Regions from separate parts of the Homo sapiens genome. Here region 1 is linked to region 2. Evidence: read pairs that join two places in POLR2A ChIA-PET (ENCODE). Cell type or tissue: PC-3. All regions are shown on one strand. Each heading gives the region's core, and the rest is flanking DNA. Links, peaks and the distances in the headings are about the cores only.

What was found. ChIA-PET counts read pairs that join two places held together with the same protein. Peaks named below come from ENCODE experiments on the same cell type or tissue, not always from the same donor. Only the 100,000 strongest peaks of a DNase experiment are listed, where the experiment ranks them.
Region 1: POLR2A ChIA-PET joins it to region 2 with 25 read pairs; 3 of 35 experiments call an interaction of 5 or more read pairs at or near these places.

Annotation. Positions count from the first base shown.
Region 1 is chr20:58,336,016-58,351,109 of GRCh38, forward strand. RAB22A (RAB22A, member RAS oncogene family) reads left to right here. Exons shown (of 7, transcript NM_020673.3): 3 at 7,703-7,784. Among named protein-coding and RNA genes, the nearest start is that of RAB22A, 34 kb to the left of the region's middle. In PC-3, for the core only: no CTCF peak of the experiment used is centred there; DNase peaks (open chromatin) are centred at 6,296 and 8,926; H3K4me3 peaks cover 715 bases; H3K27ac peaks cover 3,269 bases.
Region 2 is chr20:58,457,110-58,472,203 of GRCh38, forward strand. APCDD1L (APC down-regulated 1 like) reads right to left here. Exons shown (of 4, transcript NM_153360.3): 2 at 13,500-13,638; 3 at 9,997-10,549; 4 at 1,992-4,445. The coding sequence ends at 3,681. Among named protein-coding and RNA genes, the nearest start is that of APCDD1L-DT, 51 kb to the right of the region's middle. RefSeq lists enhancers at 1,546-1,685, 1,816-1,925 and a silencer at 3,712-3,900. In PC-3, for the core only: no CTCF peak of the experiment used is centred there; no DNase peak of the experiment used is centred there.

The sequences.
Region 1 (15,094 bases), core at 2,420-10,419, 120 kb before region 2:
TTGTTTGTTTTTGAGACAGTCTCTCGCTCTGTCGCCCAGGGTGGAGTGCAGTGGCACGATCTCAGCTCACTGCAACCTCCACCTCCTGGGTTCAAGCGATTCTCCTGCCTCAGCCTCCTGAGTAGCTGGAATTATAGGCGCCCACCACGACGCCCAGCTAATTTTTTTGTATTTTTAGTAGAGATGGGGTTTCACCATGTTGGCCAGGCTGGTCTCGTACTCCTGACCTCAAGTGATCCACTCGCCTTGGCCTTCCAAAGTGCTGGGATTACGGGTATGAGCCACGGCGCCCGGCCGCTGGTTTTTTTTCAATTATCCAGCCCAAAATGTCAGCCTTGCTGTTCTTTTTGACCCACTTCCCTTCGTCTTGTCTGTGCCCTCACAGGGCTTACTGTTCCCCAATTTTTGCCTACATCATCTGTCTCTACTTCTGTCCTGGAGGATCCTTAAAAGTAGAGACTTTAAGGATACTGCCTGGAATCTGGGGGGATAAAAAGTATTTTATTGTCTCTTGGGAAAAATAAAACTAGTTCATGAAACTGGTAGGTTTTAAATTTTACCAATATTGTTGCTTAGGCAAGGCTCAGTTTAAAAAAAGAGAGTGATTTTTTGAAATATTCAGTAGTAATTCAAACGAAGCAACATAATGCAAATGGTACATAGAAATGTACCTTTTTTAAAATATTTTTAGAATATCTCTGAAATATTCACTAGTAATACAAATGGAGCAGCATAAATGGGGTGGCGGAGCTCTGGCCTCCAGGAGATTCTGGCTTACAAGGAACAGGGCCTCACACCAAGGAGGCACTTGTTACCAGCCTTCACCTGCCTGGAGCCTTCTATGTGGTCACCTAACTGCACTCTGCCCACCCCACCCTCCAAGTCTAACCCTGCAGAGCAGCCAGGCTGCTGCTTGACATTCATGATTCTCTACTTTGATTCTTGCCGTTGCTCTTCATGGAATGGGACCCCCCTGGGGGTCCTCGCCCATCTTCTCCCTCAACTTTCTGGCTCAGCCCCATACTTCACCTCTTCTCTGAAGGCTTTCCTGATGCATTTGTTTCCTCTTGCTGCTTTAACACATCACAGCAAACTGAGCAGCTTTAAAAAACACACACTTACTCTTTTATAGTTCTGGAGGTGAGAAGTCCAAAGTCAGTTCACAAGATTAAAGTCAAAGTATTGACAGAGCTGGTCCTTCTGGAAGTTCTGAGGGGAGAATTCATTTCCATACCTTTTTCAGCTTTTAGCAACTGCCTTGGCTTGTGGCCCCTTCTTTCATCTTCAAGGCCCGTCATTCTCTTCTCCATTTCCATGTTCAGATCACCTTCTCTTCTGGCTCTCACTCCTCTTGGTCCCACCTGAGTAATACAGGGTCCTCTCTCCATCACAAGATCCTCAATTTAATCACATCGGGCAGGTCTCATTTGCCATTTAAGGGAATCTGTTCACAGGTTCTGAGGTTAAGGTGCAGATCCTAGGATGCCATCACCATTCTCCTGCTCACAGTCTGTCCATTCTTCACTTACCTCATAGGATAATTACCTGGTAATTATCTATTCACCTGACCAGTACCCCCAGTGTAAGCCACTTGAGGGCTGTGATGGGCTCTTTCTCACCTTGCCTGCCTGGTGTTCCTGCCATGTGGTAGAAGTCCAGGTGTTTGAAGGAGTGAACAGATTGCCCAGTACAAATAGCACTGTAGTTCAGAGCACAGACTTGAGGTTCGACTGCCTGGCTGTGGATCCTAACTGCACCTCTCACCAGCCCTGTCTATTCTGTGTCCCATCTGCAAAATGGTGATGAAGAATAAAACCCAGCCTGGAGCCCACAGTAGAGGGATTCAGTTGGGTCACATGTGAAATCATTAGAAGAGTGTCTAACAATAAAGTCAAGACAGTTTTGTCATTGTTGATTTTGTTTTTGATGTGAAATGGTATATGTTATGTAAATTATTATTGACAAGTTTAGGAAAGGATAAGCTTTTTGCTATTTAGTTATGTTTGTTTATTTTTTTTTATTTTTTTTTGAGACGGATCTCGCTCTTGTCGCCCAGACTGGAGTGCTATGGCGCAATCTCAGCTCACTGCATCCTCCATCTCCTGGGTTCAAGTAATTCTCCTGCCTCAGCCTCCTGAGTAGCTAGGATTACAGGGACCCGCCATCACACCCGGCTAATTTTTGTATTTTTAGTAGAGACGAGGTTTCACCATGTTGGTCAAACTGGTCTTGAACTCCTGACCTCAAGTATCAGCCCGCCTCAGCCTCTCAAAGTGCTGGGATTACAGGCTTGAGCCACCGTGCCCAGCCTGTTTAAAGAAATCTTTTCCTTGATTTTAAATATTTTCCAAAAAGTTTTTAGGCTGTATGATGAACATGTAGAAGGTGATAAAGGATTTGCTTAGGATGACCATGAACCTGTGGAACAGTCCGTTGTGCACCACTCTGCTTTAAGTGGGTATCGACTGCTTGGGAGAGATTACTATGCAGAGTTAATCCTTAGATCTCATTAGCCTAAGAGATGGTGGAGATTCAAGAAAAGGTTAAAGGTGTGTGTGACTATGGAATGCACACAATACTTCACTGAATTTATGGATACACTTGAGACTTCCGGCTTCTTGAAGCCACTCTAACATAAGCCAAATGTGCGCTTAAATTCAGCTAACCCTCACTGAGAACCCATCAAGTTCTTTGCACCATTCTAACAGAGACAACTTTGTGAAGGTCCCTTGATACCTCTGTTAGAGGAACTTCTAGATGTCATGTGCCTTTGGTCTTTTTATGTCTCAATCTTGGTATTCAGTGGTGTTTCCATCAGTGTACATAATCCAGAGATCCAAGGGTTGTTTGCATGAGATTTCTAGTTTTGAGAAGTGAGAATCCTTTGTTAATTGTAAAATGTGCTGGATTGTTCATCCTCGGGAGGCACTATATGCCATTATGGGGATGACACCATCCCATATGCCATGCAAAGAACAGGGTTTGCAGTAAAGAGAGGTGCTGGAATGTAATGTCAGAGCACACCTATGTTCCAGGAGAGCTAAACAAGTCTACTGCAGTTAAAGAAAAGAAATGTTTAAAATACCTTGCAACAAGTTTTTTCATTGAGAGCACGTACTCTGACCAAAGTTCATGACTACTTGGTGTGCATGAAGAAAGTCATATTTTTAGAATGCCATGATAAATGGAGAAGTATATGAAAAGCATTCTAGCTTTAGGAAATAATGCTAGTATGGATTTTAGATTAAAGACATAATAAGATCTGCCTAAGCAGAGTGAAGAGAGATGGTTTAGTAGTGAAAAATAAGGTTATCAGACAAGTAAATGGCAGGCTGGAAAATAAAAATGTATCATTTGAATGGCAGGGAGCCATTGCCAGTTTTTCAAAAAGCAAGATATTAAAGTTATCATACCCTCTGCATCATTTAACTTGATCGTTAAAGGAGTGATCCTAGTGATCCTAGAGTTCTAGTGACAACGGGAGGGAAAAATTGTAGTAGTCCCACTGGAAGATTAGGGTCCAATTTATGAATTTATTTCAGGGATTGAGGTTCAAGTGTAGATTAAATATAAAATGAAGAACCAGACAGCTCTACTTCAAAATTGGATGCAAGTAACAAAGGACAAAGGATAGTTGCAGACTTCGTTTCTGTTCTGTGGAAGGCAGACATAACGTTCTGTGATTGAGATCTTGGAATTTGGGGTGATTTGTGGGGGTAGAGTGGAAATAACGCCCTATTTTCACCATGTTGGGCAGGAAGGGTGATGAAGTATCTAAATTGTGTAGTTAAACTAAAATCAAGCAGATTTGGAAAAGTGCTGTTCTCAACAGGTGAAGACCTGACCGTAGGAAGGAATCCATTGTTGAGTCCTGCTCCTGCAGGACTTCTGCCTGGGGCTAGCCCAGAGCTCGGGAGGCGCCACAGGCAACCTCCCCCTCCCATGTCTCACCCTGAATCCAGGTGTTACCACTACGGAAAAGAATCCAATCCTAATGCTGAGGAGGAAGTGGTTCTTACAGATGTGATAGGCCAAGATTTTAACCTCTCAGAAATCAACAGAAATGCATTGTGGGGTTGAGGGGAGAAAGGTTGGCCACTTGAGCTGTGACGTGGGGTTGGGAAAAAACTCCTGATTCAAACGTGAATGAGCAGGAAAGAGACACCCCCTCCTTCCAAAAAGCGATATGACTTCTTAGCAGAATTCCAGAGCTTTGAGTGAGAGAGGGACACAGTGACTTTGCTGTAACTCCTGGATTTTGCTGGTTGCCTGTGGGCTAGAAGGAGTTGGAGCTGGTGGCTTGGCAGAAGGCAGGAAGGACACTGCTTGGGCGTACTCAGCCTTGCACTAGTTGAGCCACTTCCCACATACCCTAAAGGCCACACACCTTGCTAAGGTTGCAGAGCCCAGGTCTGCTCTAATCTCAACGTTTTACCTGCATTTCAATAGTACTTCTCACTTCATGCTTCAGGAAGTGCTTGGCCAAGACACCCTAGATCTGTTGGCATAACAGACAGCCACTTAGCTTGTAGGCTACATGATAAATGTTTTGTTGGAGTTCTAGGATAGCAAGGAGATGGAGAGATGAGGAAGATACCCCTATTACAGAGGAAGAGTTACAGCGAGGCCCCTACACTCAAAGAACTTAAAATTCTCATGGGTAAGTCAGACATTGAACAGGCAAACTTTAAAAAGAAAAAAACATAAATGAACTACTCAGATGTTGTGAAAGCTGCTCTAAAGACAAAGTGCAGTGGTGAGTTGGGTGGGAGGCTGCCTGGTGGGGTAGATGGCACAGGTGTCTATGGTCATTAACATTTAAGCTGAGACCCAAACGATGGGGAGCATCTGGCCAGGGGAGAGCCAGTGGGAAAGCATCCAAGGAAGAGGAGCAGTCAGTGGTCCGTGGGAAGGTGGACACAGGGACAATTGAAAAGATTTGAGACTTGAGACCAGTTTGATGACTGCAGTGGCCAAGGCAGGATGTGCTGGGGTCATGAACCAGGGCAGCATTGACACATGAGCCAAAGAAAAGACATCTCTGACTCAGCAAAAGTCAGAAAAATGGAAGTCACAGCAAGTATGAGTGGAAATTCGTCTGTTCTCTAGTTGAAAGTGTTGACTGGGGAGCTGGTTGAAAGTCTTGGGGCTTATAACCTGTTTTCTCTGAGAAGGCTGAAACAAGCTGTTGTCCTGAAGAGACAGGTAGCTGGAAGTGGTAGAGAACTGGAAAGGAGGAGAGAGAATGTGGGATAATTGCTGTGGAATGGAAGAAGGCCTAAGACGCATGCCCAGCAGACAAAGCGTAGAATCTTCATGGCCGTCCACATAGTTTTGTAATTTTTCCTCCAGCGAAGCCACCACCCAACCATTGGGTAGAGGAAGCAGGTGGAGAGGCTGTTGGGGCTTTTCTGGGTGGTTGAGACAAGACAGGCAAGGAGGCTAGAGAACTGGTGGTGTGGGCAAGTGATGCTGGTGATCAATGGACTGGAAGCCAACAGCAGAGACTTAGACCCAAGAAGGGAGCTTGAGGTACAAGAAAACTTCAGGGTAGACAGGAAGGAGGCGTGGTGAAAGTGATGAAAGGGGAGAGTAGAAGGGTGGTCCAGGGTCAGACAGGGAGTTAGATTTAATCCTTCAGGGCACTTTCATTACATCATAGCTGCCATTTTGTCTTTTATCTGACTCAATAATAAGTCAGTAATAAGTAATGTTTTAATTAAAGGTAAATGCTTGGCAGGTAGGTTAAACTTCATTGAGTCCCAATCCTGTCATAATTATTGTGTATACCTTTCTCAGCTTTTTGTCTACTTGAAATATATTTCTTCTTCCTTTGAGCAGCCAAAATGGAAGTGTTGGATGTGTTGGCTCTGTTGGTAGGCTCCTGTTGGATGCCTGTTGTCACTCATAAATGTAACACCACAACCATAATTGATGGAGAGTTGAGTTGCAAGCTTTTAGGACTAATTGCAAAGTCTAAACTAAAACATTTCCTGGAGCTGCCTTTAAATAATAATAATAATACCTTGTATAGATACAGTGCTTTACAATTTACAGAGCACTTCCACATACATCATCTCATTTAATCTTCACAATAAACAATGCTTTTTGAATGCTTAGATATTTCCTAAGTGAGAAACCATGTTGTACATCCTGATTTAATCATAGTGAGTCACCAAAAGTTCTTGATACAATAACCATTTATGAGTACCTTCTGTGTACAAAGCACTTTACTAAGGATACCAAGGGGTAAATTTTCAGTAAATAAATATCCAATAAGTAGTACCTATCAGTAAATATGATCTTGCCTCCTAATTTACCTTCGCTTCCTAGTCACAGTCACTGTTTTGGAGGCTACTTGCCATGGCATAAATTTATATAAATATTGCCAGGAATTCATTGTATCAGAGTTGAAGTTTTAAAACTAAGGATTCTGATACTTGTCTAAGCTCATGATTCATCAGAAAGTCATCCTGTCTATTCAACTTGCACTTTTCTTGAAGATTATCACTTGAATCTCAAGAAAAATATTTCAAGGCCTCAGCATATCTGAAAATGCCAGCCATTGAGTTCAATGTCCTGATTGGAGTGATTTGGGTACAACTTGGCCAAAAAACAAGAGTACAATTTGGCAAAAAAAAAAAAAAAAAGTATAACTTCGTACTTGGTTCCAGAAGTCTTATTTTTCATTAGAAAAGAAGACACACCCATCTTTGGGCTCTACTGGCCAGACTGGGATGCTTTGAGAAGACTGGGAGACAAAGGACTTCCTGGGAGGCTGCCCTCTGGGTGAGGGGGGAATGGAAGGTAGTATTGGAGCTGGGCCCAATCCCAGGGCAAGAATCCTGAACCTGTGTCCTGGAGTCCCCCAAGTGTCCAGGCGTGTCTTCTGGGCCACCATGGCTCTTCAGAGGATACACAGATTTTGAGGTCTCACTCAAGATTCTCCAAATGTAGAACCCCCAAAATAATAGGAACCCTGCCGTCAGAGTGCCCTGGGCAGAGTAGCTCCCTGAAAGTGAGCGGTGTGACCTGCAAACCATGATTCCTTCTCCCATCCGGGGCTCGATGAGGCCCCAAGGTGTGATGTTGAACTTCAGCTGAGAAACCCGTTTTGTCGATGAAATGCAGGTGGTCGTCAGGGGCACTGATGATGAATCGGGTCCCCTTGGTGCAGCTGTTACTTCTCCAGCCATCTTCCTGCTCCTTGTTCAACACCTTAATGTTATTAATTCGCATGTTAACACTAGCTCTCACTCACCTATTTACATGGGAATGTGGTTTGGGAATTGGGGGAGGACAAAGCCAGATCCTAAAAAGTTTTTTTTTTAACTAGTGTATACATTCCTGGACATAGTTTTTTAGGAATATTTTCCCATGATAACATCTCTTTAAATAACAGGTTTTGTGTTTTACAAGGGAGGCTAATGTCTGTGTTGCCAAACTATCTCTTGATTCTTTTGATAAGGAGCTTAGAACCCTTCCTTCTTGGTGTCGGGCAGATGTGCCTAATGCTTTATTTTGACGGAGGATATGCACTCAGCATCTGAGCATCCCATAAATACTCCAGAGAGGAACACAATTAGGATACAGCGTGGTGCTGGGAGACTGAGCGTTGGTTGAGTCTAAGTGATGTTTCCGACTGGGGCTGGAAACGTGCTTTACATAATTGTATTCTGATCATTTAGGTCTCTCTTTATAGGGCATCTTTTATGACCAAGACTGTCCAGTACCAAAATGAGCTACATAAATTCCTAATCTGGGATACAGCTGGACAAGAACGAGTAAGTCACTCTTTAATTTACTCTGTTTTTCTGAGGCCCAAATGAAAGTTCCAACTAAACTGTCAGCATCCCTGTCATCTCACGTTACTCACTTCTCTTCTGTGCACCGGAGACACATTTATTTCCATTTGCGTAGGCCAGCCTTTGCCTTTGCCTTTTCAATTAGAGCCACAGAGTCCACCGATGGAGAAAGTGATAATGGGCACTGAGGGCATTTTTATACCTTGCAGTGTCTTAAAGTAAATGCTGACCAACAGGCCTGATAAAATCCCACTCAGAGCACTGTGTATAATTTGGGGCTCTCTCCTCTAGTAAAGATATATAAAGCAATTAGTGGTAGAAAGGGTGAGTTAAGCACAACTCATTTATCGCTGCCTTTTAAAAGCTAAAGAGGGAACTTTACAGCATATGAAGGGTGAGATATAAGTGAAAAGGATAAGCTAACACAGTGCCTTGCAATAGATACTTAATAAATGCCTGATGACAAAATTGGCCACAATGGTTATCTGCTTAAGGAAGAGCCTGAACCAGAAGCGGGGCCTGAACATGGCAGCATGGGGTCTAATGGAATTTGGGGAAGCCCACCCAAATCAGAAAGGGCCGGGAAGGCAGGGATGGGGACAAACACATCTGCTTCCTCCCCTTTCCTCTGGGTACTGAGACACATCTGCCTCCTCCCCTTTGCTCTGGGTACTAAGACACATCTGCTGCCTCCCCTTTCCTCTGGGTACTAAGTCCAATTTCCCTTCCAAGGTGTCTCTGGCAGCCACCCCATTATTCAGCTGCCGTTTAATTTTGTTTTCAAACAGTACGATCCAAACAGCACATCTGATAGATGCATGGTGCTATCTTAAGCTCTTAAAAGTGTACCAGAAGTAATCAGGAAAAATAGTCTGTCATCACAGCCTTATCTAAGACACCATAGATAGTGTGTGTAGTATGAAATCTGACAAGAATCATCACAGACAAATGGAGGAAAACAAAACAAGCCATTACTGTTGTCCTAGACATAGACTCCATGCATTTGTACAGGTTTAATGTCTTAAGTTTGCTCTGTTTGGTTTCTTCTGTTTTTAACACTGGATGTTGTGCCTCTGTCCCATTACTCATCTAAGATATTCTGCTTACCGTCTTCCACTCCCCATTCCTTTTCCTTTGCTCATGTTGTACATCTAGAATGGAGCATTTAGGACAGCTGGACCTTTGCTAACCATCCCTCTTCTGTCCTTCAGAAGTGTGTCGCTTACCAGAATCCTGAATATATCTGTAGACACAGCCCTGGGTTCTGTCCTGTTAGCCACGAATCCGTGTGGCCCTTCCTATTAGTAATATATGTACCCTCCACTAAATCCCAAGTTTCAGTTACCCCTCACATATATTTGATGATACAGCAAAGCCCTCATCATAAAGAATCATGCTGTAATATAGATTCCATTATGCTTTGAATCAGAGCCTGTCCTGGTATATGCAGTGGCGTATAACATCTCTTTTTTTCTGGAACACAAAAAAAAAATAACACAAAGGTGTTTGCCTCTCTCCCTTTCTGCCACCATGGTAGCAGAAGTCTGTGAAGTTTTGTACTTAGCTGGTTTTCCTGCCTCTTGCTTGTCCACTTCTCATTGGTTCTGCAACAGGAGTAGTTGCTCTGAGATGCAAACCTGCCTTCAGCCTGCCTGATGCACCATCACACAGCCCAGAGCTGCACAGGAGATGCTCATGGGGCCAAGCCACAGGCCAGGGGTGCTGACCAGGATGCCCTGCATGGAGAAGACAGGAGAGGAGCACCACCTGATGAGCACACACTCCAGCCAGTTGTTGCTGGGCGTGAGCACATGTCCAGGGTTGCCAAAGCGCAGTGCTGAGGAAAGCCACACACCTGACAGCTACCCACAAATTGTTTGAAATGCTGGGAGGATCACACAAGACACGTCTTGTAAGCCTGTCTGGGTCAGGGACTGCCCGTTTATCCTGGGCAGTGCATTGAAGGTCCAGAATGTGCCATCCACAGCCAGGCTCTATTTTCACCTCCTCCCACCAGTCTGTCCTCTAGTACAAACTGCGTGCTGTTCTCCAGCATGCCATAGTTTCACACCCTCATGCCCTTCCACAACTCTATTCAGCCTTCAGAACCAACCTCCAATGTCACCTAAAGGGGGCTTTCCTGCCATCCCTGCTCTCGGACAAGTAACCACATCGCCACACTGCCGTGTTGCTCTAGACCCATATCTGGAGGCCTCCCTGGGTTCCTCCCTTGGCCTCAGTGCTGGACACCTTCTCCACCCAGGTGTCCTGACAGCTTCATTCTCTACATGTATCGCAAATAGGTTCACTTCTCCATCTCCGCTCCCAGCATCCTGCTCTCAGCCACCTTTGGCCATTCACTGAGTACTCCTTTAGCCTTTTCGTGGGTCCCCTGCTTTCCCTCTGTCCATGACATGTCCTCATAGGACCCAGAGGAATCTTCTGGAAACAAAAATCAGCCTGTGTTATTGGCCTGCTTAATATCCTTCAGTGACTTCCCACTGCACCTCTCATAACAGCCACACTCTGAACAGAGACCTCCCAAGCCCCACGTGACTTGCCCAGGCCTCCCCCGGGGCTCCTCTCTTCTCAGGGCCTCCAGCACTCCTTGGCCTCATGCCTCTGGATACGCTGTTCCTTCTCACCAAAACTCTCTGTTCCCTCCACTGGAGCCCAGCTGGCTCCTTTCCCGTCTTTTAGTGTCAGGTTAAATGTGATGCACTCAGAGTTTTCTCTAAACCCCCTGCATCTAAGCAGGGCCCCAACTTTGTTCTTCATTACTGCCCTTACTCATTTTCCTCAGAACATTCATTAAAAATTGTCCTTAGATACCTGTCTACCTACCTTCATTGACAGAATCTCCCATCAGACTGTAACTCCAAGAGCTGGGACCACAGTGTCTTGTTCACTGCTGTACTCCCAGGGCCTAGCATGGTGCCTGACCTAGAGCTGATGTTCAGATATTGGTTGGTTGGATGAATCAGCAAATAAACTCTTTGGAGTATTCCTTTGTATCCTGAAGTCTTTGATTGCTGTCATCCATGGGATTGTCACCTGTTTCCTTACCTGTCTGCCTTTCATTAGACTGTAAGCTCCTTGAGGGCAAGGACTGCCTTCATATCTCTGCTCTCAGCCCCTTGGCACATGGTATTGATGCCCATAGGTTTATGTCTACTGATTGCCAGCCCTACTTAGGCACAGATAAGGACAGCTCCTCTACCTACTTTTACCATGTGAGTAGTGCATGACTCAAATTATAAATTTCTGTTGTTGTATGTTTATTACTCTTTGTAGTTATGACATTTATTATGGAACCAAAATTGTCGTAAAATGAAAACCCTTTTGATGAATTGACCATTCAGACATCCTCCCCAACCTCCCCATTTGACATCTTGTACTGCACATAGTTTTGACAGATGGATTGTCTTTCTGATGGTCCAGCTACGTTTGATTGCAAAGTGATTTCATTAAGTCAATGAAAGTGATTTTGGAGAATTTCTCAAATGTCCTGTGAAGCCCTTGACAGTAGGGATCTTGTTAACTTAAATGAAGAGGAAAAATACTGCTCAGGATGATGATATAAGTGCTTCAGAAGATAATGGTTTGTGTATCAAAGGGTTAAGAGGGGCCTAGGGAAAATTGATGAAGCCCTCAAATATTTTTGTAAAAATTTGTCATTTTTATGATAAGACTATGAAAGTCAAACATGAAATGAAGGATATCGTATTGTGCTAGTATGTAGTTTTATCAGAAAATTCATAGCCAAGTTATCAATCAAGTTCGACTCAGTGTTCATCCAGAAAATTAGCTCCTGGCTGCAATAATAAACCTAAGGTTTTTCAAATACCAGATAAAATTAAACTTGATTTTACAATTTTAAGTTTATCTTCTCAAGATAGAGTCTTTGTGAGACCATTTTGTCCCTATTATTTGCTATCTTGAATGAATGCATTTAAAATCACCCTTTTTCCACCAATTATCTCCTTCAGTAACAAAGACTCCTGCAGTAGCATTGAGACAGACACAACACATATATTAAAAAACCTCATAAATACACCATACCTGTAGTAAGAGCATGTCAAATACTTGCCATCTGTGTGTGATTGTATAAAAGAAAGCTTCTTGGCCAGGCATAGTGGCTCACGCCTGTAATCCCAGCACTTTGGGAGGCCAAGGCAGGCGGATCACCTGAGGTCAGGAGTTCTAGATCAGCCTGGCCAACATGGTGAAACCCCATCTCTACTAAAAATACAAAAATTAGCCAGGCATGGTGGCGCACACCTGTGGTCCCAGCTACTCGGAAGGCTGAGGCAGGAGAATCACTTGATCCCGGGAGGTGGAGGTTGCAGTGAGCCGAGATCGCACCACTGCACTCCAGCCTGGGCCATGGAGTGAGACTCCATCTCAAAAAAAAAAAGCTTCCTAACCAGAGTCTAATAGACATTGCATCCAGTCTTTAAAAATGTACATTCCTGCATCTTAATATGGTTTCTCCCAATGACTGTTTTTACAGAGATCAGAACACTAGGAAGCCTCAGACTTATTTATTGTCACAGTAGTCATGTAAGGAATTGTTCTCCTGTTTAAAATCAAGAACAAGTGTAGTGGCTTAGTATCATCTAGAATTGGGGCAGACAGTCCCAGAAACCAGAGTCTGCAGTGCATCATCCACACTGGCCAGTGCACAGTTACCATCCACATGAAGAGACAAGAAGACCTGACTCCATGAGTAGAAGCAAACCCGAAAGTGATCCCATTATTAGAATTTGCAGACAGAATTTACACATATATTTTTGGGCCACATCCAACCTGCCACCAGTTTTTGTAAATAAAGCTTTCATGGAACATAGCCATGCTTGTTTGTTTATTATCTATGGCAGGGACGTCCAGTCTTTTGGCTTCCCTGGGCCACATTGGAAGAAGAATTGTCTCAGGCTGCATATAAAATACACCAACGATAGCTGATGAGCTTAAAAAAAAAAAATCGCAAAAACAGCTCAGTGTTTTAAGAAAGTTTATGGATTTGTGTTGGGCCACATTCAAAGCTGTCCTGGGCCACATAACAGGCCGCAGGTTAGACAAGCTTGGTCTGTGGCTACCTTCACTCTACAATAGTAGAGTTGAGTAGTTGCAGCAGAGATTATGTGACCCATAAAGCCAAAATATTCACTACCTGGTCTTTACCAGAAAAAGTTTGCCGTCACCTGATCTAGAGCCAGGTTTGGAGCAGAGATGTGCTGACAGCTTTTGAGTCTCTTACATGCCTCCACCTTCTTTCTTTGCATCAAAAGGACATGAAAGTTTCCATGTCAGTAATAGCGAGTGGCTTGCCCTCCCACAGCTAAAAATTATATATAAACTCCAGACAAAGCTTTAAAAAAACAACTGTTTGAAGGCACTGCAGAGCAACCAAATGCAGTCAGGGACTGCAAAGGGGAGCTTTCTTGTGTAAGATCCACATTTTTACAGCTTTTCCCCAGTGGGTATTTCCCAGTTCGAGTGGCACAGGGTAGCTAGTACTTAAGCAGAAAGCTTGTGTTGAGTGCAGAGTTTAGGACTGCTAGAGCAGCCAGAAAAAGAGGAGGCAAATCGCAGAAAAGGGATTCAACAAGGAGGGACCCCCTAAAATCTGTTTATAAATTCCCTGAAGTTTTTTTGACCCCCAAATTGTGAATTCACAAGAGAGACATTATAAAATGCAACAGAAACCAGTAGCTGGCAAGGGTGACAAGACAGCAGAGATTTCAGCTGCTCCTCATTACAGCAGGGCTAGACTTCAAAGTTTGAATCCAATCCTGCTGTGTTACAGGGGATCACTAAACACCTTGGGCATTCCGATGAAACTTCAGAAGAGCCATGCCTTGGGAGTAGAAACCGTGTCCTAGGACTAAGGGCAAATCCAAAAACCCAAGTAGACCAACCAATCTCAGGATGAGTCACCAGTAACTTAATACTCTTCAGAGAAGAAAAAAACCAAGCGTCTACAGTGCATCATCCACACTGTCCAGTGGACAGTCAGCACTACTACACATATGAAGAAACAGGAAGGTGTGACCCAGTGAGTAGAAGCAAACCCTAAAGTGACCCTTTTCTTGGAATTTGCAGACACAGAATTTAAAGCACATATTTTACATATGTTCAGAGATTTAAAGAAAACTAGGCCAGGCACAGTGGCTCATGCCTTTAATCCCAGCACTTTGGAAGGCCGAGACAGGCATATTGCTTGAGTCGAGGAGTTCCAAACCAGCATGGACAACATGGCAAAAGCCCATCTCTTAAGGGAAAAAAAAAAGGAGTGTTAATGACTTAACTGCAAATGGGGAATCTCACATAGAATGGAAACTAATAAAGAATCACATGAAAATGCTAAAACTGAAAGCTGCAATATCTAAGATGAAAAACTCACTGGAGGGTGATAGAACACATTAATCAGAAGAATAGAAAAACAGTAGAAAAATATGGACAGAGTCTCAGTATCATAGGGACAAATTCAAACAGTCTAACGTATGTGTAATTGGAGAGCCAGGAGGAGCAAAGAGAGAGATGGAAACAGAAAAAAAGATTTCAAGAAATAATGGCTGAAAATTTCCCGAATTTAGTGAAACATAACTCACAAATCCAAGAAGTTCAACAAATCTGTAAGTTCAAAGAACACCATATCTAGGTAAGTCGTAGTCAAACTGCTGAAAACCAAAGGTAAAGAGAAAATCTTGAATGCACCCAGAAGTAAAAGACACGTAAACAGGAGAACAACAATATGAATGATGGCTAACTTTACACATAAACGCCGGAGACCAGAAGCCAGAGGAACAGGATCTTTAAAGTGTGGAAAGCAAAAACCTATCAGTTTGCCAAAATTAGTTTTCAAATATAAAGTCAAAGTAAGAACATTTTTAGAAAAACAAAAACAGAAATCAACAGCAGCTGTCCCAGAAGGTTTTTCACACTAAAGGAAAATGACACCACATGGTAATTCAGATCCATAGGAAGAAATAATAGCCACTAGAAATGGCAAATAGAAACGTATGTTTTTTCTTCTTCAATTATTCAAAAGTTAACTAATTCAAAAATTATAACACTGGATTGTATAGTTTATAGCATATATAGATTTAGATTATTTGACAGTGGTAGTACAAAGAATGGTAGGATAACAAGAAATTAGACTTTTGCAAGTCTCTGATATTTTACATGAAGTGGTGCATTTTAAACTAAGTAGACTGTAGAAAAACGTGCAGTAGTCCAGACACAGGGGCTCACACCTGTAATCCCAGCACTTTGAAAGGCCACGA
Region 2 (15,094 bases), core at 3,087-11,086:
CGAAATGGAAGGTAGAGGTGTCAGGTGGGCAGGAGGAGGGTCTGTCTGGAAGCTTGGAAGGGTGGTTTTAGGGAATGTCGACAGGTCATTTGTGCTCATGCTGACATCCATTTAAGCGGGGTTGTGTGTGTGAGAAGGAGCAGGCTTTCAGTCTCAGAACCATCAGGAGCGGACTGGAGGCTGCACGCTACTGTTCAAGTCCCCTCTTGAAGTGGGAACAGCTCTTCCCTGCTTGTCTCCGGTCTGCGATGCTAATGGGTATGAATCAGCCCTGACCAGGCCCTGATGCAGTGCTACATTCTGCGTCAGAAAGCTCCAGTCCCTCGTGTCTGAGTCACCTGTGCCCCCAGGAGAGGATGCACAGACCAGGGCCACGTGCTGGTGGGCCTGCGTCACCAAGCCACACACTGCTGTTCAGCCCGGTAGCACCGCTGGGAGATTAAAAGCATGCGCTTAGTGAAAGGCAAAGAGCTTCTTTTGATAACCAGCATCTGTTAGTTAATGGACCTCTGAGAGCTGTATACAATTTCAACTTTTTATTAAAGAAAAAAAGCTCATTTGCTCTCCTGGGAGTTGCACAATGAAATTATCAACTGCATGGGCTTCCCACCCACCCCCCACCTTTCAACGTGACTGAACATGCAATGGAGAACATTAATTTTATCTGGAAATAGGACTCTAGGCTTTCCTCCCCGTCTGTAGATGAGAGCGCTCTCACGTTTTATGTGAAGGGCAGAGACTTAAGGGGCGGGAGCAAAGGGCTGGAAGGAAGGCTTGGTGCCCATGGGCCTCTGGCCCTGTACCAGACAGTCTCAGCCCCTCAGCCTCTGAAATGACCCCTTCCTTTATCAGCCCAGAGTCTTGGAAGCCCTGACCTTCTGCCTGGGAGAAAAGGGATGGTTGCCCTTTCTTCAGCCTTCGTAGCTCCGAGCAGCATCACCTGCCCCCAAACTAACAAGCCCCAGCGAGCAGAGAGCAACTAAGTCCAACTGAGGGGATCCAGGAAGCTGCTGTCCTGCTCAACACACTCCTTCTCATTAGGGATGGCATCCCACGAAGCAACACTAAATTGCCTTCCCCAAATAAAATCAAGGAATCCTATTCCCTCCAAGAGTGAGGAGGACACCCCAAGCCCGTGGGCTGTGATACAGAGGCCCGGATCTCAGGCTCTGGAGCCCAGCCCCTTCTCTCTGTGCCTTAGTGTCCTCGCGCGCAAGACGCAGAGACTCACACACCTCTCACTGACTCAGCTGGGCCTCTCGAGGGTCGCTGAATCTGGTAGATGGAGGTGATCCGTTCACGGGTCTCAGTGTGAGGCTTAACAGGGATAACCAACATTTACTGAGTCACATATTTATTGAAGTTCTTTCTACCATGCACCAGGCACACTGGACCCTTCCGGAAAGATCGCAGGAAGCGAGTCAGAGCCGAGTCTTTTTCGTTGGAGCTTACATTCTAGGCAAATAAGGTCATTTCCGCCAGTGATCAGTTTTCATGACAAAGAACATACAACTGTGATGCAGTGGACTGACAGAAGGACCAGGGAAATGGGGCTGCTCTTTGGGATGCGAATGGTGACATCTTCAGGAGACAACATCTGGTCTGAGACTTGATTGAAAAGAAAGTGCTCAACTTCTGAAGGTCTGGGGGAAGAGAGGCTAGGCGGAAATCAGGGCTTGTGCAAAGGCCCCAAGGCAGCAAGAGCTCCTGTGATCAAGAAACAGAGAGAAGGCCAGTGTGGCCGGGGCATGTGGAGGCGTGGCTGAGCCTTGCAGGCAACAGCGAGCCAGAAGTCGGGCTTTTATTCTGAGTGCAGTGGAAGCCCCTGGGGGGTTTTCAGCAGGACAGGCAGTGGCATGAAAGCAGAACTGAGAGAGCTGGGGTTTACCTCCACTGGTTTTATTCTCTTTCACACATTCTCTGGAAGACACTCCACTTCCTTTCTTTAGAACTGTAATTCCCTTGGTTGACTTTAATAACCAGCAAGAACATTTTTCAGGCTGTTTAATTTTATTAAAAGGTTCAAATTTGATGATAAATGGTGGCATGGTTACTTCAAGCTTCGGATACAAGACCTGCTCAGCCGTGGACATATCATCGACACCCACTGCCATCCCCACCAGGAGCTCCCCCAACCCTGATGTAGTCTGAGACCGTAAATAATGTAATGATTTCTTGTACTTTGGTAAATATGCCAGGAACACTTGTAGCTGTCTGAGAGCTACAGAGAATACTAACTTGGTGGGCTTTTTTTTTTTTTAAGAGGAAGGATGGGTAATAAGTGGAAGCAATTTCAGCAGGCTGACTGAACCCCACACAGTCTCAGGGAGGAAAAGGGCTTCCCTCTGAAACCATCATTAACCTCACAGACAATTGTTCAAAATCTGTGATAAGAGCTAGAGATAGGGATCAGGAGGAGGAAGGAGGGGGTGAGTCATTGGCCCCCAGTCCTGAAAACCCTTGGGCCCACCAGGATGCCAGTTAATTTCACAGTGTACAGATGAGGCCCTGGGAACATGGGCAGAGTCCCTGGGGAGGCACAGCCTGTTCCCACCATGATGACAGTCCCCTCTGAGCAGAGGACACCAATATATTAGGATTATGGCAAGGAGGCTGGGCAAGGCGGAGCTGCCTAGATGTCGCCATGTAGCCTGGTGACCCCGACCTCTCCCTAGGGTGGGCCCAAAGATACACATTCGGAGATTCTCTTCCTTTGTCAGGCAGGCACAGGCAATCTTGGCAACCGAGGATGGCTGGGCAGGGCGAATTGCAGAGCGCGTTAGTGTTACGGCTGTCATTACTATTAACTATGTTCAGAAGGCTGGAAATGCTGCTCCCCTCCAAAGACCTGCCCCCAGCAGCCAGCCTGGTGCACACTGGCATTTGCCTGGGCCAGGAAGGCTTGGAGGCCGCAGGCTGCTCTGGGGAGGCCATGCTTCTCAGCTTAGATGGAGTCCTCTTCATTTTGCATGCTGGCCCGGGAAAACTGGATTTATCCACATGCAGTGTTGGCAGCTTGAGGTCCGACTCGCAGAAGCACAGGCAAATGCAGACGAATGCCAGCAGTCAGGACTCAGGAAAGCTGAGCTGCCCCTGAAGACACAAGCCCTTTGCCCAAAAGCTGAGAAGCACTGAAAGCCCGAAGTGGCATCTTTAATTCATGGCACCACTTAGAGATCGTATTGCTAAATTCGAATTAATAATCTTTAAACAACAACCTACAGACATGGCAGAACTGTAGGCCTCGTCCCTAGGCAGAGCCTCAGGATCTCCTCTTGCTCCCATCTTGGAATCCCAAGGGTCAGGATGGGAAGAACTGGGGGGAACATGGGATGGGGGTGTTCCGTGTGGCCCCCTGACTGCACCTGTTGGCGAGCTGCCAAGGATGAGGAAAGTAGAAAAATTGGGAGTGATCTTTAGAAACTCACGTAGCGATGAACATCACTGCCGCATCCAAGTGCTTGACTGGGGACCCGGGCTGTGGGATGTGGTATAGGCTTTGCAGGGGTTAAGCTCATGTCCTGAGCCACATGGGACACAGGCAGAGTTTGGAAGCAGTGGGGCTGTGCATCCATCCATGACAGAGCAGAGGAGAATGGTTCCTTCCCTACAGCTGCCAGGAGGGAGTCTGAAGGGTTGAATGGGTGTCCAGAGCCGCCATCCTGATGTCAAGTCCAATGTCATAGCCAGTGGAGGAAGGCCAGCCCTAGAACTAGGGGCAGAAGTGGGAAGGGGGCTATGTGAAGACCCCCTGTGCTGGGGTGCTTCTGCAGCGATGGCCTGTGCTGCGGTGGCCTGGAGAAGTCGGGGGCCTCCCCATGACAGAGCACCAGGGGTGCTTGGTAGGAGGTGGGACGTTTCTCTGGGGTATCGGGACTTGAGCCATCGGTGGGCCTTTGTCCGATGAAGAGCAGGCTTTGCCCGAGGGGGTCTTGTTCCATCTTGAAAAGCTCGTACTCCACATGCGGGAGCCGGATGCCCAGCGGTAGGCAGCCGTTGGTGGCTGTGACATCCCGCTCAGTGCCCATGGACCAGGCCCCCGCACCCCCACAGCTGCTTGGCTCAGAGAAGTTGAGCATGGCCGTGGTGACCTGGTCCATGGGGGTCACATGGGCCCGTGTGACCTCAAACACCAGCTCGGTGCCGCCGCGGACCCTGGTGGATGGCGTGCCCCTGGTGTAGCGGCCGGCGGCATACACGGTGAAGGTGGGCTGCCGGCAGGCTGGGTCTGAGAAGTGGTGGTAATACCCTTCCCAGGAGCGGCTGTGCCCGTGGAAAGTGAAGAGCCGGGTGAGGAACAGGACTGCTGGGCGCACCTCGCACCCCGAGCTGACCCACCAGCCGCCCAGGTGCAGGGGCAGGGCCAGAGGGGGCGGCAGCACGGGCGGGTGGTGCACATCGGAGCGGGCAATGAGGCCACAGGCTGGGCACGGCTGCACGTGGTGCTGGCAAAAGACAAACAGAAAAACGGTGGTTGTCCCACATAGAGAAGTTGGGGTGCAGCCTGGAAAGGAACCCCAGCTCTGTAGGGGTGTCAAGGCAGGGTGAGGTGCGGCCTGTCCCTCCCTCCTCTCTCTCCTCACTCCCTGCCTTCAGTCAGGACGACCTCCTTGCTTCAGCCAGGATGGCCTCCTTGATGGAGGTCAGCCCCTGTATCCCCCGGGCCTTGGGTCTCCTGCTGTCTCTTCCACCTGGAATTCCCCGCCAGCTCCTTCTTACCTCTTAGGTCTCAGCTGGGCACCAGAGAGAGCTTTCCCGAATGCCCCATGTAAGGTGGGCCTCAGGGCTGTCACACCACCCTCTTTTATCTTCCTCATTCCACCCCCTGAGACTCTCCTCTCTCTACCCCTCACCCCTCATCAAACTGGAATGCATCGTGCCTTACAGTACTAAAAAGCCCTAGAAAGCCGGGACTGTCTCTGCGGCTACCCCATCCCCACCGCACAGGGCTTGGCTCACAGCAAGCACATATTTGTTGCATGAATAAATGAGAAATGAATGGAAGCATAGGTGGCCTTCGTCTTGGGACCTGAGAGAACTTGTCCTTGCTCATGCCCAGTCTGCTTGGTCCTGGAATTTGACCGTGAAAGTTGATCTTTTTCTAGCTCACTCTTCTAGGTGTTTCAGAAGTGCCAAGAACTATGCTAAGCACTTCCTGGGCAACTGGTACATGTTATAGCTGAGGGAGCTGAGACCCAGAGGGCCGGCTGGGCTGCCCAGGTTGTCCAGCCTGGAAGTGGCAGAGACCAGCTGAAATGCAGCCTGGCTTACACCCGGCTGTCTGAGCTCCCCCTCTCATGTGCTCATAGCAGGTTACATCTTCCCTACAGGTGGAGAATAGAGGATTTTTGTCTTTAGAAATCTCACAGTGGAAGGTGCGCATCATTTGCTCTACCTACCCCATGGAAAGTGGATATGGCAACAAGGATCAAAAGCCATCAAAATATGTCTGAGCCGGGCACAGTGGCTCACACCTGTAATCCCAGCTCTTTGGGAGGCTGAGGTGGGCAGATCACTTGAGGTCAGGAATTCAAGACCAGCCTGGCCAACACGGTGAAAACTCATCTCTACTAGAAATACAAAAATTAGCCTGGTGTGGTGGCACATGCCTGTATTCCCAGCTACTCAGGAGGCTGAGGTAGGAGAATTGCTTGAACCTGGGAGGTGGAAGTTGCAGTGAGCTGAGATCACACCATTGTACTCTGGCCTGGGGGACAGAGCGAGACACCATCTCAAAAAAAAAAAAAAAATTGGCCAGGTGCAGTGCCTCATGCCTGTAATCCCAGCACTTTGAGAGGCCCAGGTGGATAGATCATGAGGTCAGGAGATCAAGACCATCCTGGCCGACATGGTGAAATGCCATCTCTACAAAAAATACAAAAATTAGCCAGGTGTGGTGGTATATGCCTGTGATACTAGCTACTCAGGAGACTGATGTAGGACAATTGCTTGAATCAGGGAGGCAGAGGCTGCAGTGAGCCGAGATTGTGCCACTGCACTCCAGCCTGGGTGACAGAGCAAGACTCCATCTCACAAAAAAAAAAAAAAAAAAAAAAAATTATGTCTTTGGAAGCCCATTGCTTAAGTCTGCGCGAAGGAGATAGTTGAAATCTCGTAAAGAGCTGGGACTCAAAGATGTTCATTGTCGTGTTATTTGTTATAGGGAAAACCGGCCACACTCGGGTCTTCAGGTGCCACCACACCCTCCCTTGTCCCAGGCTATGAGTTGGTTTTCCTCTGTCTTTGCCCTTATTTACAGTTGTCTCTGCCTTACAAACTCTCGTGAGCTGGGTTTACCGTAAAACACGTTAACAGGAAACAGATGCTAAAGCAAATTGTGTGGGAGTAGTCTGCATTTTGGAGTGAAAAAGCTCAGCAGACGCTAAAAAGGAATGAGATACAGATTTCTTCTTTCTTCTTTCTCCTTCTTCTCCTTCTCCTATTTTATTTCTAAAAAAGAAGCTGCCGCCCAGATTGTAGGCCAGAGCGCCGTTCTGGAAGGTAAATGGCCTTGGAACTTGTCAAAGCTGATGTGAGAACAAGCAAACATCTCCTGCTGTGGCCATTCCAGAAGGAAACTTAGAGTTGCAGTCCAGGCAGGACAGCCACAGGAAGGGGGCATTTTGAGGGTCCAGCTGGGAAATTTGTTCCAATATATTTTTTCTTGCAAAAATCCCAAAAGACTTCCACACAGCACTGCTGAGTGAGTTTCATGCCAGACGAGTGGCACTTAGAAGTTCTGGTTTAGAAAGAAAATACTGGATGATTGAGAACAGTTTTTTTTTGGGGGGGGGGGGCGTCACATTTTATAAGCTGTTATTTTTTATTTCTATAATGAACCTTAAGTTTCCTTGATTTATATAATATCGGAGACCATATTGGCTTTGGTTATGGGGATTTGGGCCCAGAGAGCTTGACGGTTCTCTGAAATGCTAGCAAATGGCTGCAAAAATGTTTGTGATGGGAGCAAGCAAGCTTGATAGTTAGCCGGAGTGTTGGTGATTGGGATGCCGGCTGATAAGAGTCGACTCTAATTTTGGCATTTTAACCTACATTCTGAGCTGTCACACTAATATATATTGAGAAGACATAATGCGTTACAGCAACATAATCCCAGAGCTGTCCTTACCCACCACAAAAGACAACCAAAAGATATTCTCTGCAGATAGGACATTTAGGGCTGCTAGTTGGTAATCTGGGGTGAGCAGTTTTCTGCAGAGCAGAAACAAATTGAGAAGCAGCAAAGTTTTAAGGTGAAAGAGGGATGAGAAAAAGCATTTCCTTCTGTGGTGCTTTTGAAGCTGGTGAAACAAGGTTCCCGGCTCCATGGGAAATCTTTCGGGCATCTTTCTGCAGAGGTCTGAAGTCTCATGCGTTAATAAACAAAGCCCCCAGCCAGCAGAATTCACACTTGTACAGAAACCAAACTCTTACTCGTTTAAGCCTGTTACATAAAGTTATTTCTCAAACAGCACAAAACAGTTTCTAATTAACCCCCAGAGGTGACACCAGGCTCAGATAATTTTGGTCCAGTGTTGGCTGATTGATTAGCATTCTATATCCAGGCAATGAATTTGGGGATCAAATTGGTTTTAAATTAACTTCTAAAAATGTTCATGTTTACCATCTGGTTTGGGTCGTGGGCAAGGCGTGGGCCCCAGAGAGCTTAAGGCAACAACTGATTCATTTCTTGGGGATTTCTCTGCAGCAATTCCTTCTTTGAAATTATCTGTCTTTTCTTTCTTTCTTTTTTTTTTTTTCTCCCAAGGAGACGGGCCATTGGTGAGCAGACCTTTAATGTAATGTCTGTACATCTGGCACCGTTCATCACTGCATACATTTCTATGTGTTTTGCTTCTCCATCACATTTCAGGCTGGATTGGTCACCCAGGTTGGCCGGGCAGCAGGGAGGGCAGGGACAGCCATGGCCCCAGAGTCCTGCCTGGGGATGCATGAAATTGCCAGCCCCCACAGCCCCCGGGGATCTGTCCTCTCTGCATTCAGAGCAGTTTCCCCTCCTAATGAGGTGGTGGTGGCCGGTAATCAACTCACCGCTAGCGCCTTCTCTGAACTAAGTAGGATTAACGCCAGACCAGCCTAGAACACTGGTTGCCAAAAAGGGAATAATTTTGAGGTCATAAAAAGAACTCTGAGGCTGATTTTCTGATTATGAGAACTTCGTGTCGTGCTCCTCCTCTGCTATCCAGATCCTCAGTTTGGAGGAGGGGGTGGGGGAAGGGGAGGAAGGCAGGCTTCTGGTCTGTCTCATCCACAGTGCTCCCGCATTGGGGCAATAACAAGTGGGTACTACCAGGGGTTAGAAGTTGCCTCATTGGTTTAGTTCCTTGAGTGTCCAGTACACGGTAGGCAACAAATACATGCTGAATGATGTGAAGGTGGCCTAAGAGCTCCAAGAGGACTTCATGGGGATGCTGAACACATCCATCCATCCACACCCATTCATCCACCCTCCCTCCATCTGCTCGTTTGTGCACTCAAGAAATACGCATTGGGTGCCTTGTACAGAAGTTTTTCACCTCGAATGCTAACCTCAACTTCATTTTCACTAACCTTTCACTAATAAAAGTTAACATTTCTTCTCATTGTAAATGGAGGCAACGAGCCCCAGTAGCGTCAGCAGAACCTCTGACCTTGTATGACACTAACAGCATTGCAGGTACTGGAAACATGGTTTGCAGTCGTCCCTGCTTTGAAATGAGGGCAAATAAAGATTTCACATTTATCGTTTCTCTATATCACAAATTAGCGTTTTAAAACTTGGGTAACTGTTTTAATAGAACTGGTTTTCATTTAAATCCCACGTATTTTCTCTTATGCTTTTTTTAAAAACAGATTTTCTGAGGGGGGTTCCTTAGGCTTCACCAGCCACCAGAGGGGTCTCTGACACTGGGAAGGTCCTAGGTCCACACCCTTGTAGGAGCCAGGCTCTGAGCTATGTGCCAGGAGCCATTATACAGTAAAGTTACGTTTCTTTCTGCCTGTTTGCTCATCTGGCAAAAAAAAAAAAAAAAAAGTGTGCTGGGGGACTGCTAGATCCTCCCCAAATTAGGACGGTATGCGTGCAATGGCTTCTTCTAAAATCTAGGTTAATCAGCTTCAATGAAATTCGTGTTGGAGTCAAGGCGGAACATGCTAAAGAGAGGGTGGTTTCCTTTAGCCTGCAGCCTCCCCACACCCCGGACAGCTTGCTGGAAATGCAGAACCCCGGGCTCCACCCAGACCTGAAGGATCCCTTTCGGCCCTCTCACAAGAAGCCCAGGCCACGTGGCTTCGCCGTCTGGTTTGGGAGTGGGCGAGGGTGGCGCCCCAGTGGCTGTGCGGCTAGGTCAGTGTGAGGCTCGCACTGAGATTTCGAGGGGGTGGCATCTGGGCTGGTGTGCGCGGCCCCAGCGGCGCCCTGGAGGAAAGCTGCCCTCTCCCTAATTCATCCATCCACGTTTATTGGTCCTGATCGTCGGCCTGACCCGTGCTAGGTGCCCGCTGTGGCCCCACCCTTGTGAAGGACCTAGCGCCAGAGGGAGAGGCAATAAACAAGTCACCAACAGAGCTTCAGAGCGGGCTGAGAGCTGGCAAGGGTCACCTGCGGGAAACGGGGAACGGTAGAATGGGGACTGGAGCGGATATTTCAGCCGAGAACTAAGGGAGGGGGACACCCACCAAGCCTCTGTGCCCAGCAGGGGCAGAAATGAGATCCTGCAGTGCCCACGAGGACAGGGGCCGGGGAGGACTAGCGTGGGAAGGCCGACCAGAGGCCCGCCAGCCTTGTAAAGGCTGAAAAAAGATGTCTCCAGCTGCGTGAACAGGGTGCGCAAATGTCCTGAGGCACGCGGACCAGAGTGGGGAGGGGCAGTGATGACAGCCGGGCAGCCAGAGCCCTGGGCAGGCCCAGGTCTTGCAAAGCTGCGGGGCTGGGTTCCGAGCTCGCCTCCCCGAGACCACCACCCCCCTCTCCCACACCCCAACACACACACTCACCAGTGCGCTCTGCAGCGGGCGCTGGTAGCCCGTGGGCCGGTAGTGCCGCCTCTCCGCCGGGTCGGTGTGGATGTCCCCCAGGTACAGCTCCTCCACCAGCCGGGGCGACGCCCGGGGCTGCGGCTGCAGGCGGCGCTGCACGCGGACCAGGCTGAGCTCGTGCATGGTGAGGCCCAGCGCCTCCAGGCAGTCCCCCTGAGCCCGGGCGCTCCGCAGCTCGTACAGCGCCCCAGGCAGCCAGGCCCGGGCCGGAGGCAGCCGCCGCGCGCAGTCCCGGCCGGCGCGGGTCTGGTTGAGGCGCCCGGTGACGTCGACCAGGGCCCGGCGGCTGTGGAAGACGATGCCCACCTTGTGCAGGTGGTAGTCGGCCTCGGTGGCTCCCCGGGTGACCCAGGAGGCCCGGCGCAGGCGGACTTTGCCCTTGACGAGCAGCGAGTGGGCAGGTTCCCCGCAGAAGGGGTCCTCGTAGTAGAACTGGTGGGCTCGAAAGAGCCGGCTGGGGTAGAAGGTGTAGGCGCGGGTCAGGAACTCCGGTCCTGGGCGCACCTCGCAGCTGCAGGGGTGGAAGGAGATGGGCTGGGTGCAGAGGGAACACCGCGCCGCGAGCCCCTCTCCCCTCTGGGCTGGGCTCCTTTCTCCCCCCCAGCCCTCCTCTTAGTCCTCAGCTCAGGCCTGGGCCCCTCCAGCCTCAGTTCCCCTCACTGCTCGCAGTCAGGCACCCTTGGGGCTGGGGCTTTGCACTGGATGCCTCGTGGCCTCGACACAAGCCTTCTAGTTCATTCTCCTTTCCTTCAATCTGAATTGCCCTGCTGGAGGGCCTTTTGCAACCACCTGGGGACCCGCTGGCCTGGGAGCTCCGGGATGCCCTGCCTGCTTCCTCCCCCGCTGGACTCTGGGCACCTGGCCCAGAGCCCGCCCCACTCCCTCCCGCGTCCTTGCTGAGTGAATGGAGGCCCGTCTTGTCTCCCCCTTCTCTAGGCTCACTGCCCTGACCAGGTCTCATCCTTGCCTGTGACAGGGCTTGAAGATATAAACCAGGAGTCGGCAAACTTTTTCTGTAAAGGGCTGAGTAATAAATATTTTTGTTTTGGTGGGCTGGGTGGTTTCTGCTGCAACTACTCAAAGTTGCCATTGTAGAGCTAATGCAGCTATAGATGATACGTGCATGGATGGGCATGGTTGTGTGCCAATAAAACTTTGTTTACAAAAATGGGAAGTGGGCTGGACTTGGCCCCAGACTCCATTTGCTGGTGATACAAACAGATCCAGGGGAAGGGGTTGGACGGAGAAGAAAGAGAAATGACTCCTAGACTCACGGTCAACCTGGGGATGGGGCAGAGGAGGCCTCTGGGACTTCCTACTGAGGGCGCAGGTAGGGTGGACGGTGGATGAAGTCGGGGGAAAAATAGCAGGCACCCTCCTCACGATTTTACTCTAACCAGGTACCCTCTTGTACTGCTATTTTCTTTCTTATTTTTTTGAGACAGAATCTCACTTTGTCACCCAGGCTGGAATGCACTGGTGCAATCTCGGCTCACCGCAACTTCTGCCTCCTGGGTTCAAGCAATTCTCCTGCCTCAGTCTCCCGAGTAGCTGCAATTACAGGCATGTGCCACCATGCCCGGCCAATTTTTGTATTTTTAGTAGAGATGGAGTTTCGTCATGTTGGCCAGGCTGATTTTGAACTCCTGACCTCAATCAATCTGCCCATCTCGGCCTCCCAAAGTGCTGGGATTACAGGCGTGATCCCAGCCCATTTTCTTGATATTTTTTTGTACCAGGGCTGTTGGAGCAGAGGAAACATGTTATCACCCAGCAAGGAAATAATTCCCTTTTCTTTTCTTCCATCTTTTTGATAATGTTGAGGGGAAATTCTCTGGTCAGAGCTAATGTGTCTTTAATGCCAACCTCCCTGTTCTCCCAGAGAGAGCAACTTAGAACTTCGGGTTGGCAACAGATCTACAGAGGATTTATGTTGTTTTGTTTTCATGGAATTTAATTTTACAGTTACCTTTAATTTATGACAAGTGGCTCTGCTCCCCATATCCAGGATAATATTACGTTTTCTTTAAAAATAATCACATTACACTGTCAATGTATGCCAATTATATCTCAATAAAGCTGTAAAAATAAATGAATATATTTTAGTAAATAAAAGCAAGTTGGTTTACAGAAAATGATAAGTAAATACTAGTATAGGTACTTAAAAATAGGGAGGGGTGAGCCACACCCCTGAGGGTCTCAGGCCTGGAGAGGGGAGATTTGCCAGGAGGACACAGCAGGTCACACTGGACCTCTTGATGGTTCCCAGGCTCTGGGGCCTTTCCCACTCTTCTCCCAAGAAGCAGCAAGGTCAGTCTGGAGAGCATGGCAGGGAACTTTCAAGGAAGAAAGTTCTAGAAGAAATTTCTTAAAAGAACTGCTCCAGAATGTTACTGTCTTGGGGCAGAAGCAGCCTACAACCAGCGTCCCCCCTTCCTGTACCCCAGTTCTGTCTGGGTGACCCTGGTGAGTGGATGCCTGGATCTCCCCTGGACTGTGCCGTGGGCGTGGGGGCTGTGTGCAGCCTGGCTGAGCCTGCAAATGCATTCGAAGTGGCCTCGAAGGACTCATGTCCCCTTCCTCCAACGAAAGCGCTAGCAGATGTTTGGCAGTCGGGAGTTTCTGCCTGACCTCAGGAGGTACAGGAAGGACACGGAGAGGCCAGTCCTTGACCCCAGAATGGGACTGGCCTGGAGGGGATGTCGGGGGAAGGAGGAATATGCCAGGTGTGAAGGGGGCCACAGCCTCCCTTTTCCCCGATCCCTGCCCCAGGAGTGGGACTCAGCTGGCTGCTGTAGGGTTTGTGCACCACAGATGAGGAGAGAATGCAAAGTCCATTGGCCGCAAAGCAGCGACTGAGCCTCTGAAATGTCGAGTGAGCCTGTCAGGTTAGACAGAATTAGATGGGTGCACCCAGGCTCTCCCTGGCCTGCCACTTCCCGCCCCAGGGCCCTTCAGCAGCTGCCCCCTCTGCCTGGCTCTTCCCTGGCTCTCTAGATGGCTGATTCCTCTCCTTTTAGCTCTCAGCTGATGTCACCACCTCCAAGAAGCCTCCCCTGATCACTCTCTAAAGAACCCTCCAGGTCACTTGCTATCACATCTTTGGTTTTATTTCCTTCATTGAAGAACTTAGTGCAATCTCAAGTTTATATTATTCATTTGTGTGTTCGCATGTTGAGCGCATGTCCCACTGCTGACCCCTGGCACTTAGCTCGTAATAGGTTTGTATAATAGGTGTTCAAGGTGTTGAATGGATTTTGACCATGGACGTGATGCCCAACAGAGTCCCTGCCTCCCATTGCACTCTGGGAGGGGAGGCAAGCATCTCCAGCAGCTTGGCAGGTAGAAGGCCTCTTGGATAACTATGTGAATTATGCCCATTTCAAAGATTGGATGCCGAGTCCCAGAGGCAGAAGTCTCCCAGTCCAGGGGTCCATGGTCAGGATGACCTGAAGTCTTACCCTGTGGAGATCCAAGGTCCATTAAGGCGTGGAGGCAGGATCGCAGTGCTGGGCACTCTATCTGGCAAGGGCTGCTGGCAGTGGGGTTCCCAGCGCAGGCAGCTGCCCCCGGCCTCCCCAGCCGCCGGTGCAGTGTGGGCTGCAAAGCAGACAGACCTGGGTAAGACCCCAGCATGCCCCGGGAACACCCACCCCATCTGCCCTCCCAACCCCACTGTGGCCACAGAGAGCCAGGCAGGGCTGTCCCGCAACCTCCATCGCAGCCCCGTCCCCAGGGTGCCCCAGTTCTGGAGACAGTGATGGGTTCCCCATATTGAGGATCCTAGAATCAGCCTCCCCGACGCATCTCCTCCTGGGTTCCCAGATGTGATCACCCTAGAATCCAAGCCTCCTAGATGGAGCCTGTCCCAGATTCTGGGGCTGGGAGGCCTCTGAGAATTGTACACGTGGAGCAGACTCTTAGAAGCCCAGACCTTCCACGGGCTCATCAGCCGTGGCTGAGTCCTGCCTGCTGGTGGCTGAAGGACCCACGCTCCTGGACAAAGGGCACTCTGGACTCAGGACCCAAGGTGCTGGGGACAGTGGGGCCCTAGCCTATCCCTAGAGCAGACCACTCCCCTCCACCAAGGAGCCCTGGGGGCTGCTTGGCCTCTCCCGGCACACAGCAGGCCCCTCGAGGCCACTCGCTTCAGGTCTCACCTGGTGCTGGGCACCTGCTATCTACTCGGTGCTCAGCGAGCGTGTGGCAAGGGAAAGAGCGCATGGCCGCTGCAGAGGCCCGGGCCGAGGTGTGAGGCCAAACAATGCAGGCCCTGCCCTTCTTCAGGGCTCCGTCCCTAAGCCCAGACACCAGGGGGAGGAATTGGGCTCAGGGCAGAAGGTGACTGGAAGATGGACACGGGAAGCAGGCGCTGCAGCACAAGCTCCAGGTCCTCTAGAGTGACCCCTAGATGAGCTTGGCTGGGCCTGGAGAAGTGAAGCCCGGGAGTGGGACTGTTCACGATCTTTTCTCGGGCTGCTGAGAGGCGAGAGTGCCAAAACCTTCAGCTGCTAAAGAGCAGCAGCTCTCCCAGAAACTGTCATCTCCAATCAGGGCTGATGGGCTTGAGATGGCCCAGATGACGGGATGCTGTGGGAAGCTCGGCAGTGAGCTGCGTCCAAATACTCCAGCCACGGGCTGTGCTCAGGGGCGCTGGCCTGGCCCTGGAGGCCCAGCTCCTGCAGCGAAGCTTCCAAGCATGGCTCTTCCCACCCAGCCTGGGGCTGGAGTGGGTCAGGAGGGGCTGAGTCTTAGGGCTCCAGTCCAGGGGATGTGGGGGCCTGGCAGTAACTTCAGGAGGCCTTGGGAGGGGTTGGGGGCTGAGTTGAGAAGTGAGCAGATGGCGTGTTCTGTCCCTTTCCTGACCTTGCAGGCAGACCTTCCCAGCAAGGGTTCAGGAGAGCTGAGGGCCCCCCACTGCCCCCGCGGAGCTGCCTGACCCCAAACTCTCTGTGCCCCAGGGGTATTTGAGGAAAATGAGGCAGAGTGGATTCCTCAGTTCCCTTGAGGTTGGGGGTTGCCTCTGGAGACTTTTGGGGTCCCCAGTGATCAGCTG